Linked DNA regions of Homo sapiens: region 1 is linked to region 2. A link is an interaction called in ENCODE POLR2A ChIA-PET data of the cell type or tissue named here. Cell type or tissue: Panc1. All regions are shown on one strand. Links, peaks and the distances in the headings refer to the core of each region. The heading gives the core; the rest is flanking DNA. Region 1 overlaps FBXO42 (F-box protein 42). Region 2 overlaps ARHGEF19 (Rho guanine nucleotide exchange factor 19).

What was found. Peaks named below come from ENCODE experiments on the same cell type or tissue, not always from the same donor. Only the 100,000 strongest peaks of a DNase experiment are listed, where the experiment ranks them.
Region 1: POLR2A ChIA-PET joins it to region 2 with 10 read pairs; 3 of 35 experiments call an interaction of 5 or more read pairs at or near these places.

What each region holds. Positions count from the first base shown.
Region 1 is chr1:16,290,171-16,295,540 of GRCh38, reverse strand. FBXO42 (F-box protein 42) reads left to right here. Exons shown (of 10, transcript NM_018994.3): 4 at 624-758. Among named protein-coding and RNA genes, the nearest start is that of CPLANE2, 56 kb to the right of the region's middle. In Panc1, for the core only: no CTCF peak of the experiment used is centred there; no DNase peak of the experiment used is centred there.
Region 2 is chr1:16,204,187-16,209,556 of GRCh38, reverse strand. ARHGEF19 (Rho guanine nucleotide exchange factor 19) reads left to right here. Exons shown (of 16, transcript NM_153213.5): 2 at 474-914; 3 at 1,332-1,613; 4 at 1,780-1,882; 5 at 1,959-2,035; 6 at 2,347-2,609; 7 at 3,217-3,377; 8 at 3,474-3,626; 9 at 3,890-4,019; 10 at 4,132-4,206; 11 at 4,381-4,470; 12 at 4,638-4,798. The coding sequence starts at 503. Among named protein-coding and RNA genes, the nearest start is that of ARHGEF19, 5.8 kb to the left of the region's middle. RefSeq lists enhancers at 319-1,291, 1,292-2,265 and silencers at 2,312-2,761, 2,962-3,031. In Panc1, for the core only: no CTCF peak of the experiment used is centred there; a DNase peak (open chromatin) is centred at 2,806; H3K4me3 peaks cover 2,420 bases; H3K27ac peaks cover 2,167 bases.

The DNA.
Region 1 (5,370 bases), core at 256-5,255, 86 kb before region 2:
TGCACACCTGTAATCCCAGCTACTTGGGAGGCTGAGGCAGGAGAATCGCTTGCACCTGGGAGGCAGATGTTGCAGTGAGCCGAGATCATGCCACTGCACTCCAGCCTGGCTGACAGAGGGAGACTCCATCTCAAAAAAAGAAAGAAAGAAAAAAAAAAGATTCATTTATTGATTTGTGCTTCAGGTTTAATTTGAAAACAAAAACAATAGGAGAATTGGAGGAAAGGAATGGGAGGACAGAGTACATGTGTTGGCATACCTTTGCTTAGCTCTAGAGGATAATGATGCAGATTTAGATCAATTATGTAGCTGTGCTGAAATTTCCCTCATTTGAGCACCTTTAATGTGAATTATTATGTGTTCTTGCTGGACTTACACTGTTACATCATTGTCAACTTGCTTAGTGTGCTCAGAAATAAAATTTTCATAGCTTTCCTCTGGACCTTGTTTTAAAGGGTAATATATTGATCCACTTGGAGACAAGAGGCTGGTAATAGAAATTTGGTACTTGGTAACAAAATTGCTGAATGTGTGAAATAAGCTTTGAAAAATATATGTTATGGTTAAAATGTTGGAAGGGCCTCAGAATTTTCACAGCAGTTATTTGTGTATTTTCTTTCTAGGTGCATGCTATTATGATGCTAATCAGTCTATGTATGTGTTTGGAGGCTGTACCCAGAGCAGCTGCAATGCTGCTTTCAATGACCTCTGGAGACTTGACCTAAACAGCAAAGAGTGGATCCGACCTTTGGCTTCAGGTAAGAGATGAAATGCTGATCTTTGCCTCCTTACCAGGTGACTCCCTTGGCATGGAAACTCTACCTGATCATTTTTGGTGTTGGTCTCAAGGATGGGTTACTGGGACTCAGGTCCTTAAGTTTAATGTGCCATGTAAATGATAATAGTAATATGCTTGTGTAAGTCTTTGTTTTTTGTTAAATTATACTTTATCATTAGTAATGGTGCCCTGCCAAAATTGCTGTACTGCTGTGTGAATTCATTTGCATGGTTTTCTCAAGTATACTCATACAGGTGTGATACATCATTTGGTAGGAGGTTGAAGTAAGAACAGAAACACAGAGTCGTGAGAACTGTAGTTGACTGACAGAAGCTATTGTCCTAGGGCTAAGGTCTCTGAATATCTGTTGTTGTTGCCAGCTCAGATATTTGGGGAGTGTATGGGACGTGCCTCTGCTAGTTACTCTTAACAACCCAGGGGTGTGGGAAGATTCTACAGTAGGTACATTCCTACCCAGTCCCACTATGCCAGAAATCTGGCAGAAAGAAACTAGATTATTTTCTTATTTTTGACCTAACCTCTCCTGGGGGAAAAAATAAAAACAATGGTTTTTGCACTCATGAGGCAGGGCAATTTGAGGAGGCATAGATTGGAGGGGTTGGTGTGATGGAGAAATAGTGTCCACTGAGTATAAAGTATTCTGCTAGATTTTTTGGCAAGCTTTTCCCAAAACATTCATTTGGCTTTTTAGTATTAGGACTCAGTCTTAGGACTAAGGACATTTGGGTTTCCATTGGGCAAGTTCCTTATTTATTTAGGCCTTGCCTTACTACTTTGATTACCAGATAGGAGGCATCATTGTATATTAGAAAGGGCACTGGACTAAGAGTGAGGGGACATGAGTTTCATTTCCTGGCATAGTCACCAATTCTCCATGTAACTATAAATAAGTTATTGCACTTCTCTGGGAGAAATGTGGAGTAGTACTAAATGACTATTTTTAAATGGGCTAAAAAGGCTAGTTTATGTTTCCCTTTCTATAACCGCTACTGTGAATGTCTAGGCCAGGGACTTAAACCTGTTTATGAGAAGAAGCTGCATTTTGCTTCCCTAAAACTTAAGTTCCTGTTCTTTCCACCTACATTAGGCAAATATAGGAGGAGCCTACTGAGTGGATACCATGGGTGGAGCTGGGCTTTGTGTAGATGAAGTTCTTTATTAAAATTATTGGCATTTGGAGGGTAGGAGGGTGGTGGTCCAGTCTGCAGATGGCCACACCAGGAGGAGGAGCTATTATATCCCCTTCTCTTCCACTTCCTGTCACAACCAATAAAGGCCGTTTGTGCCATTCATAAAAAACAAAAACAAAAACAAACCTACAAGCCAGGCCCACTGGCTCACGCCTGTAATCCCAGCACTTTGGGAGGCCAAGGCGGGCGGATCACCTGAGGTCAGGAGTTCGAGACCAGCCTGGCCAACATGATGAAACCCTGTCTCTCCTAAAAATACAAAAATTAGCTGGGCATGGTGATGGGTACCTGTAATCCCACCTACTTGGGAGGCTGAGGCAGGAGAATCTCATGAACCCAGGAGGTGGAGGTTGCACTCCATCCTGGGCAACAGAGCAAGTCTCCACAAAAACTATTGGAATAATAAAGAAATGGTAATCATATAAAAAGTTTGATAGCTAGAACTATTTCAGGGCCCTGAGAATTTTGTACTTTGGAGAATAACCTTTTCTAGCCCTTTATACCATATTGCACTTAGTGCAAATTGATTAATATTTGGAGTTACAGCTTCTGTTTTGTTTTGTATTGTTTTTTGAGACAAGATCTTGCTTTGTCACCCAGGCTGGAGTACAGTAGCACAGTCACAGCTTACTGCAGTCTCAGCTGAGTTATGGATTCTAAAATATAGAAGATCTTCTCAGCTTAAGCATCCTATTGCCACCATGCTTGGGATCTTGTACAGGTCTTATTTCAGAGGAGCTTTGATAGTTTCAGTCACAAAATACTATTACTGTCTTTATTTTGTAAACAAGCTTTATGCCTTTGATAATTTAGCATGGGTGGTGCTCTTTCTTGTTAAAATGGAGCTCTGGTTTGGGGACCTTCATAGCCTCTGCCAACTACTGTGCTTATTTCTCCCTGTAATATGGAGTAAGACTTTTTTTTTTTAAACCATCAAGTTTAAAGACTGCTTTGTGGCTAGGCGAAGTGGCTCACGCCTATAACCCCAGCACTTTAGGAGGCCAAGGCAGAAGGATCCCTTGAGGCCAGGAGTTTGAGACTCACCTGGGCAACATGGTGAGACCCCCATCTCTACAAAAAATAAAAACAAAAAATTAGCCAGGCATGGTGGCATGCCTCCATAGTCCCAGATACTTGGGAGGGTGAGACAGGAGGATTGCTTGAGCCCACAGATATAAGCCCAGACGCCTAGGCGAGAGTGAGACTGTGTCTCAAAAAAAGAAACAAAGAAAGAGAAAGAGAGGAAGGGAAGAAAAGAGGAAGGCAGGAAGGGAGGGAGGGAAGCCAAAGAAAAGGTTATGCTTTGAAATTCCCAAAGTAGAAATATTGGAGAAATAACTGCTTCAATCATTTACATTCTCTATGGAATATGAATTTTTAAAAATAGAGCATTTGGAATATTCCCTTTGACAAAACATACAAACTCCTGAATGTTTAAAGTAATTTTCTAACAAAATGTCTCAAAGAATCTAGTTACTCCCTCATCCTAATCTGCAATTAGAGGCTAGTTTTAGAAGGAGGAAAACCTGAGCTTTTTGAAATGTCTACTTATAAAAAACAATTGTTTAATAAAGAGTCCTGGCTGGGCACAGTGGCTCACTCCTCTAATCCCAGCACTTTAGGAGGCTGAGACAGGAGGATCTCTTGAGGCCAGGAATTTGAGACCAGCCTGGGTAACATAGTGAGACCCTGTCTCTACAAAACAATTAAAAATGAGCCGGGCATGATGGCATGTGCCTGTAGTCCTAGCTACTTGAGAGGTTGAGGTGGGAGGATTGCTTGAGCCCAGGAGTTCAAGGCTACAGTGAGTGATGATTGCTCCACTGCACTCTAGCCTGAGTGAAAGAGGGAGACCCTGTCTCAAAAAATAGCCTGGGCTTGGTGGCTCTCGCTTACAATCCTGGCACTTCGAGAGGCTGAGGTGAGAGGATCACTTGAGGCCAGGAGTTCCAGACGAGCCTGGCCAACATAGCGAAACCCCATCTCTACTAAAAAGACAAAAAATTAGCAGGGCATGGTGGCATGTGCCTGTAACCTCAGCTACTCAGGAGGTTGAAGCATGAGAATCACTTGAGCCCAGGAGGCAGAGGTTGCAGTGAGCCAAGATTGCGCCACAGCACCCCAGCCTGGGTGGCGGAGTGAGACTGTCTCAAAATAAAATAATAAATTAAAAAAAAAAAAGTCCCATGAGATTCTCATTTAGGCAGAAACCCCATGTAAGATGCCCTAAGACAATGTTTCTGTATGCTATCATGAGTCCTAATCAAAATCACTTCCTAACTGAAATGTCAATTAGTCCTTCTGAATAAAACATAGTTGTTTATAAGTCTTGGTGTACCTGACTCACTCATTTTAGTGCATCGAGGTAGGTAGATTGGAGGGTGACTGAGGGGAGGGCACTGTCAGTTGTGAGGTTGTCTTCTAACAGAGTATGTACAGGAAGGTAATAGTTGCTTTAACAGTGTTCAGACTTCAAAAGTGTAGCTGTTGGAGAAGTAAGAGCATCAAGCAAGGAGTGGAACACTTTTGGTTGGGAGTGGAGAGTCTTGATAGAGAATACTGCTGCATCAGATGTCTTTTTACATGTGTATTTGGTTATGTGGTTATGAGATTAGAGCATTCTCCTATTGGTTGGTGTCTTAGTCAGCTCAGGGTGCCATACAAAATACCATAGACTGGGTAGCTTAAACAGCAGAAATGTATTTCTCACAGTTCTAGAGGCTGGAAATTCAAGATGAGAATCTGGCATCGTTGGCTTCTAGTGAGGATTCTCTTCCCAGCTCCTGGTTTGCAGACTGCCACCTTCTCAGTGTGTTTTCATGTAGCAGAGAGTGAGCTCTGGCATCTCTTGTGCTTCTTTTTTTTTTTTTGTCACTCTGTCACCCAGGTTGGAGTGCAGTGGTGCGATCTTGGTTCACTGCAACCTCTGCCTCCTGGGTTGGAGCAATTCTCCTGCCTCAGCCTCCCGAGTAGCTGGAATTATAGGTGTGTGCCACCATGCCTGGCTAATTTTTGTATTTTTAGTAGAGACGGAGTTTCACCATGTTGGCCAGGCTGGTCTTGAACTCCTGACCTCAGGTGATCCACCCACCTCAGCCTCCCAGAGTGCTGAGATTACAGGCATGAGCCACTGTGCCCAGCTTCTTGTGCTTCTTATAAGGGGATTCATCTTATGAGGGCTACCCTCATGACCTCATCTAAACCTCATTGTCTTCCAAAGGCTTCATCTCCACCATAGCATCACCTTGGCGTTAGGGCTTCACCATATGGATTTGGTGGAGGACACAATTCCATCTATACCAGTTGGAATTAATGTAATTTCCCAGTGAAATCTTGTCTTTAGTTCCTTTCAAAATGATAGAAGTGCTCCATCTGGAGGAA
Region 2 (5,370 bases), core at 141-5,140:
TTCTATACTTGGGAGAAAATGTAGTGTGGATGTATATGTTGGGAAATGGATTTGTGTGACAATGTATGTATTTGCATGTCTGGTGACATGTCAGTGTGTTTTAGAGAAGTACAAGGTGGTTAAAATCATCGATTTCAAAGCTAGAACGGCCAGGTTAGAATCCTGGCTCCACCATTTACCAAATAACCTCTCTGTGCCTCAGTTTCCTCACCTATAAAATGGGGATAATAAGAGCATCAACTCACAGCGTTGTTGTGAGGATTAAATGAGATAGTATGTGTAAAGTACTTGGCCTATCATTCAGGCAATGCCAAGCAAGTATCAGCTATTTCTATATAATTAGACATGTGAGTGTGTTTGTGGAGATGTGTGTACACAAGTGTACACAGGGGTTTGTCCAGGCCTCCAGGGGTGGTGGCTTACTGGCCAGCCCCACTGTCCTCTGTCTAGGTCTGATATCTTCTCTTCTGCAGGGCCAGGTGGGTGGCAGAGCAAAAGAGGAATGGACTGTGGGCCACCTGCTACCCTCCAGCCCCACCTGACTGGGCCACCTGGCACTGCCCACCACCCTGTAGCAGTGTGCCAGCAGGAGAGTCTGTCCTTTGCAGAGCTGCCCGCCCTGAAGCCCCCGAGCCCAGTGTGTCTGGACCTTTTCCCTGTTGCCCCAGAGGAGCTTCGGGCTCCTGGCAGCCGCTGGTCCCTGGGGACCCCTGCCCCTCTCCAAGGGTTGCTATGGCCATTATCCCCAGGAGGCTCAGATACAGAGATCACCAGCGGGGGGATGCGGCCCAGCAGGGCTGGCAGCTGGCCACACTGTCCTGGTGCCCAGCCCCCAGCTCTGGAGGGACCCTGGAGTCCCCGACACACACAGCCACAGCGCCGGGCCAGCCACGGCTCGGAGAAGAAGTCTGCCTGTGAGTCACCCTGGGGAAGGCGGGTGTGGGTGCCATGGCAGGGGGATAGGGGAGGGGCTGGGCAGCTCCTTAACCTTTATGTCCCAAGGTTCCCCCAAAAGTCAGGACAAGTGGTAGATTAGTGATAAGGAAACTAGTGGGGCTCAGGGAAGGCAAGTGACTTGTCCAAGGTTATGCAGTGAGTGAGTCACCATTCTGGGCAGCCTGATCCCTCTGTCTACTGCAGCCAGGCCCTGTGCTCTCCTTACCCCTCTCGTGGACCCCAGGGCTCTGGGGACCAGATGCTAGCAGAAACACAGGCCCTTCCCTTGGGCATGGTGCCTGAACCTCCCCAGGTGCTCAGGGCCAGGGGCAGCAGCAGGGAGGAGGTTGGGGGAGACCCCAGCCCGTGCTCTCACTCCTTGCCCCCAACCCTAGGGCGCAAGATGCGGGTGTACCAGCGTGAAGAGGTCCCCGGCTGCCCCGAGGCCCACGCTGTCTTCCTAGAGCCTGGCCAGGTAGTGCAAGAGCAGGCCCTGAGCACAGAGGAGCCCAGGGTGGAGTTGTCTGGGTCCACCCGAGTGAGCCTCGAAGGTCCTGAGCGGAGGCGCTTCTCGGCATCGGAGCTGATGACCCGGCTGCACTCTTCTCTGCGCCTGGGGCGGAATTCAGCAGCCCGGGCACTCATCTCTGGGTCAGGCACCGGAGCAGCCCGGGAAGGTACCAGCTCCTCCCATGGGCCCTGAGGGCAGCCAGATGCCGGGTGGGGGTGGGGGTGGGCGATGCCCACTCACCGGCCGCCTGAGGCCGTCAGGGTGCCTGGGCCGGGGCCCAGGCCCCAGGCCCACTCTCTGGACCCCCCACCCTCAGTTCTCGCCCTCTCCAGGGAAAGCATCTGGAATGGAGGCTCGAAGTGTAGAGATGAGCGGGGACCGGGTGTCGCGGCCAGCCCCTGGTGACTCACGAGAGGGCGATTGGTCCGAGCCCAGGTACCACCTCCCGTTTGGGCTTGGGTCCGAGACAGGGTGCAGGCGAACTAGGGCCGTGACGCTCTCTCTTTCCTAGGCTAGACACACAGGAAGAGCCGCCTTTGGGGTCCAGGAGCACCAACGAGCGGCGCCAGTCTCGATTCCTCCTTAACTGTACGTGGGAGGGGGGTCCCTGGGAGGAGGTAACGGAGGAAGGGGCTGCGGTGTGGAAACGGGGAAAAGAGGGTTTGGAGAGTTGAGAGGTAGGGATCGAGTGAGAAACGGAGAATGGAACTGTCGGTATCTAGCACTCAGTAGGTGCTCAATTTGTTTATGGAATGAATGAATGAATGAATGAATTCACTGTGTCCAGATATCCGAACCGCGGCAAAGGTTAAGTGACGCGGGCTCTTGAGGGAACCGAGGAAAAGCCGGGCAGGGGCTGGCGGGCGCCCCACGCTCTCCCCCGCCCGTCTTTCCCCCAGCCGTCCTCTATCAGGAATACAGCGACGTGGCCAGCGCCCGCGAACTGCGGCGGCAGCAGCGCGAGGAGGAGGGCCCGGGGGACGAGGCCGAGGGCGCAGAGGAGGGGCCGGGGCCGCCGCGGGCCAACCTCTCCCCCAGCAGCTCCTTCCGGGCGCAGCGCTCGGCGCGAGGCTCCACCTTCTCGCTGTGGCAGGATATCCCCGACGTACGCGGCAGCGGCGTCCTGGCCACGCTGAGCCTGCGGGACTGCAAGCTGCAGGAGGTGGGCGCGCGCGGGGACCCGGCGGGGCGGGGGCGGGCCGGGGAGTACGCGGTCCGGGGACTTAGCGGGAACCGGGCCATAGAGGGAGGGGGACACACAAAGGGGGTTGCTGGCGCGACTGTCCGCGCGGAAGGTTGGCTCTAGGACCTGACTACACGAGGCCGTCTGGAAGCGAGGACAGCAAGCCGCTGAGCGAGAGGCGAGGGGAGCCGGGCTTGGGTGCGGGTAGGGGGCGGAGCCAGCGGGACGAAACCTAGGATAGGACAGGGCCGGATGAGGAGCGGAACCATTGGAAGAGCAAACGCCTGGTGGGCGCGGAACAAGGCGGGGCCAGGATCAGGGGCGGGACCTGGGGGGTGGGCGGGGCTCTGGGAAGAACGCGTCGGGGCGGGGCTTAGGAGAGGGGCGGGATCGAGGACAGGAAAGGCTTGCACAATTTCCCGCGGCGGGACGTGGGTCGCCGGGCCCGCCCGGCGCCAGATTAGGAGTGGGGCTAGAGAAGGGGCGAGGACGCGAGGTGTGGCGTCCTGGGGTCTGGGGATGTGAGGCCAGGGCCTCCGAGGTGAACTGGTCCTGCCCTTTCGACCCCGTGTGTGCCCTCCCTCAGGCCAAGTTTGAGCTGATCACCTCCGAGGCCTCCTACATCCACAGCCTGTCGGTGGCTGTGGGCCACTTCTTAGGCTCTGCCGAGCTGAGCGAGTGTCTGGGGGCGCAGGACAAGCAGTGGCTGTTTTCCAAACTGCCCGAGGTCAAGAGCACCAGCGAGAGGTGAAGAAGTGGTCTGGCCTGGCCCGGGGTGGGGACGGAGCCAGTGGTTGGCCAGCTCCCAGATCTGGGGTCTCCATCCTGGCTCTGACTCCTCAGGTTCCTGCAGGACCTGGAGCAGCGGCTGGAGGCAGATGTGCTGCGCTTCAGCGTGTGCGACGTGGTGCTGGACCACTGCCCGGCCTTCCGCAGAGTCTACCTGCCCTATGTCACCAACCAGGCCTACCAGGAGCGCACCTACCAGCGCCTGCTGTAGGGCTGGGGGCTCTGAAAGGGGCGGGGGCGTGGAGGGAGTCTCAGGCAGGTGTAGGCACTGAGGGCTGGGTGACGTAAGGTGACTCTGGGAGGGGAGGGGTCCCTGAAAAGGTCTCTGTGACCAGGATAAGGTGAGATGCAACCCCAAAGGGCAGTAAGGATGTGCTGAGAAGCCCCCTGAGGACCCCGTGGATGGCCAGGGTTGTGGATCCCAGGAATTCAGGCCTACCTGTGATTCCAGAGTCCTCCCCATTTTCCAGCCTGGAGAACCCCAGGTTCCCTGGCATCCTGGCTCGCCTGGAGGAGTCTCCTGTGTGCCAGCGTCTGCCCCTTACCTCCTTCCTTATCCTGCCCTTCCAGAGGATCACCCGCCTCAAGATGTTGGTGGAGGTACCTCGAGGGGACAGGCCACAGTGAGGGCTGGGCGAGGGAGATACACCTGTGGGCGGGCCGGGTCTCGGGAGTATGAGGACTGCCTCATTGTGCTGATCCCACCTTCCAGAACATCCTGAAGCGGACAGCACAGGGCTCTGAAGACGAAGACATGGCCACCAAGGCCTTCAATGCGCTCAAGGAGGTGAGCTGGGCAGGGCAGGGGCTGCTTGGCTCCTGAGGCCCCCCCTGGACCCCCAGCACGTCTCTAAAACAGCCCCCAGCTGTCAGAGTCTCCGGTCCCCAGGCAAGAGTCTGAGGCTGGGCTCTGGGAGCCGGAGCTGAGGGGCTGCAGGTGACCTCCCCACGGCTCCCCCAGCTGGTGCAGGAGTGCAATGCTAGTGTACAGTCCATGAAGAGGACAGAGGAACTCATCCACCTGAGCAAGAAGATCCACTTTGAGGGCAAGGTGTGTGTCTGCAGCCAGCGGGATGGGGACCCCAAGGGGCAGCTCTTGTTTCTTCCTTGCCCTGGGGGCTTCAGGCCAGTTAATCGCTGCCCACACCCTCCCATCTACCATCTTGTGCTCTCTGCCTGGTGCCCCTGGGCCTGACCCATCCTTCTCCATCCCTCTAGATTTTCCCGCTGATCTCTCAGGCCCGCTGGCTGGTTCGGCATGGAGAGTTGGTAGAGCTGGCACCACTGCCTGCAGCACCCCCTGCCAAGCTGAAGCTGTCCAGCAAGGCAGTCTACCTCCACCTCTTCAATGACTGCTTGCTGCTCTCTCGGCGGAAGGAGTGAGTCGGGGCAGTCAGGGGTGGGTAGGTAAAGTGGAGCCAGGCTCTCTTCCTCCCCACCACTGGGCTTATGACCAGTCCATCCCTGGGCCTGGGAGTCCCTGCCTGTGCCAGGGTATGCTGCCAGGGCACCCTGAGATTTGGAGGCTCCTGAAGCAAAGGCAGAGATGTGAGACAAGTCCATGTTCCAGAAGGGAGAATCAAGGGCTAGACTGTATGCCGAGGACTTGGAGATGCTGTGAGCTTCAGCCAGTAAGAGCAGAGACTAAGAGCATAGCCCTAGAGTCCCAACTCTGCCCTGAGTCACAGCTATGCCAGAAGCCAACATTTACTCAGTACCTACTCTGTGCAAGGCATGCTACGTGGATTATTCCCTTTAATCCTCCAAATACCTCCCTGGGAAATAGGCTTCTCTGTTACTCTCAGATCATGGAGCTAGTAGGTGGGGGAGCCAGGAGGATGCCAGCTCTGTCTGATGGCAGCACCATGCCTGACTCACAGTGAACACTTGTTCAGTATTAGCTGGGATTGTTAGGAAGAGTGAGGTAGAAGACTACCTGGATAAGGTGAAT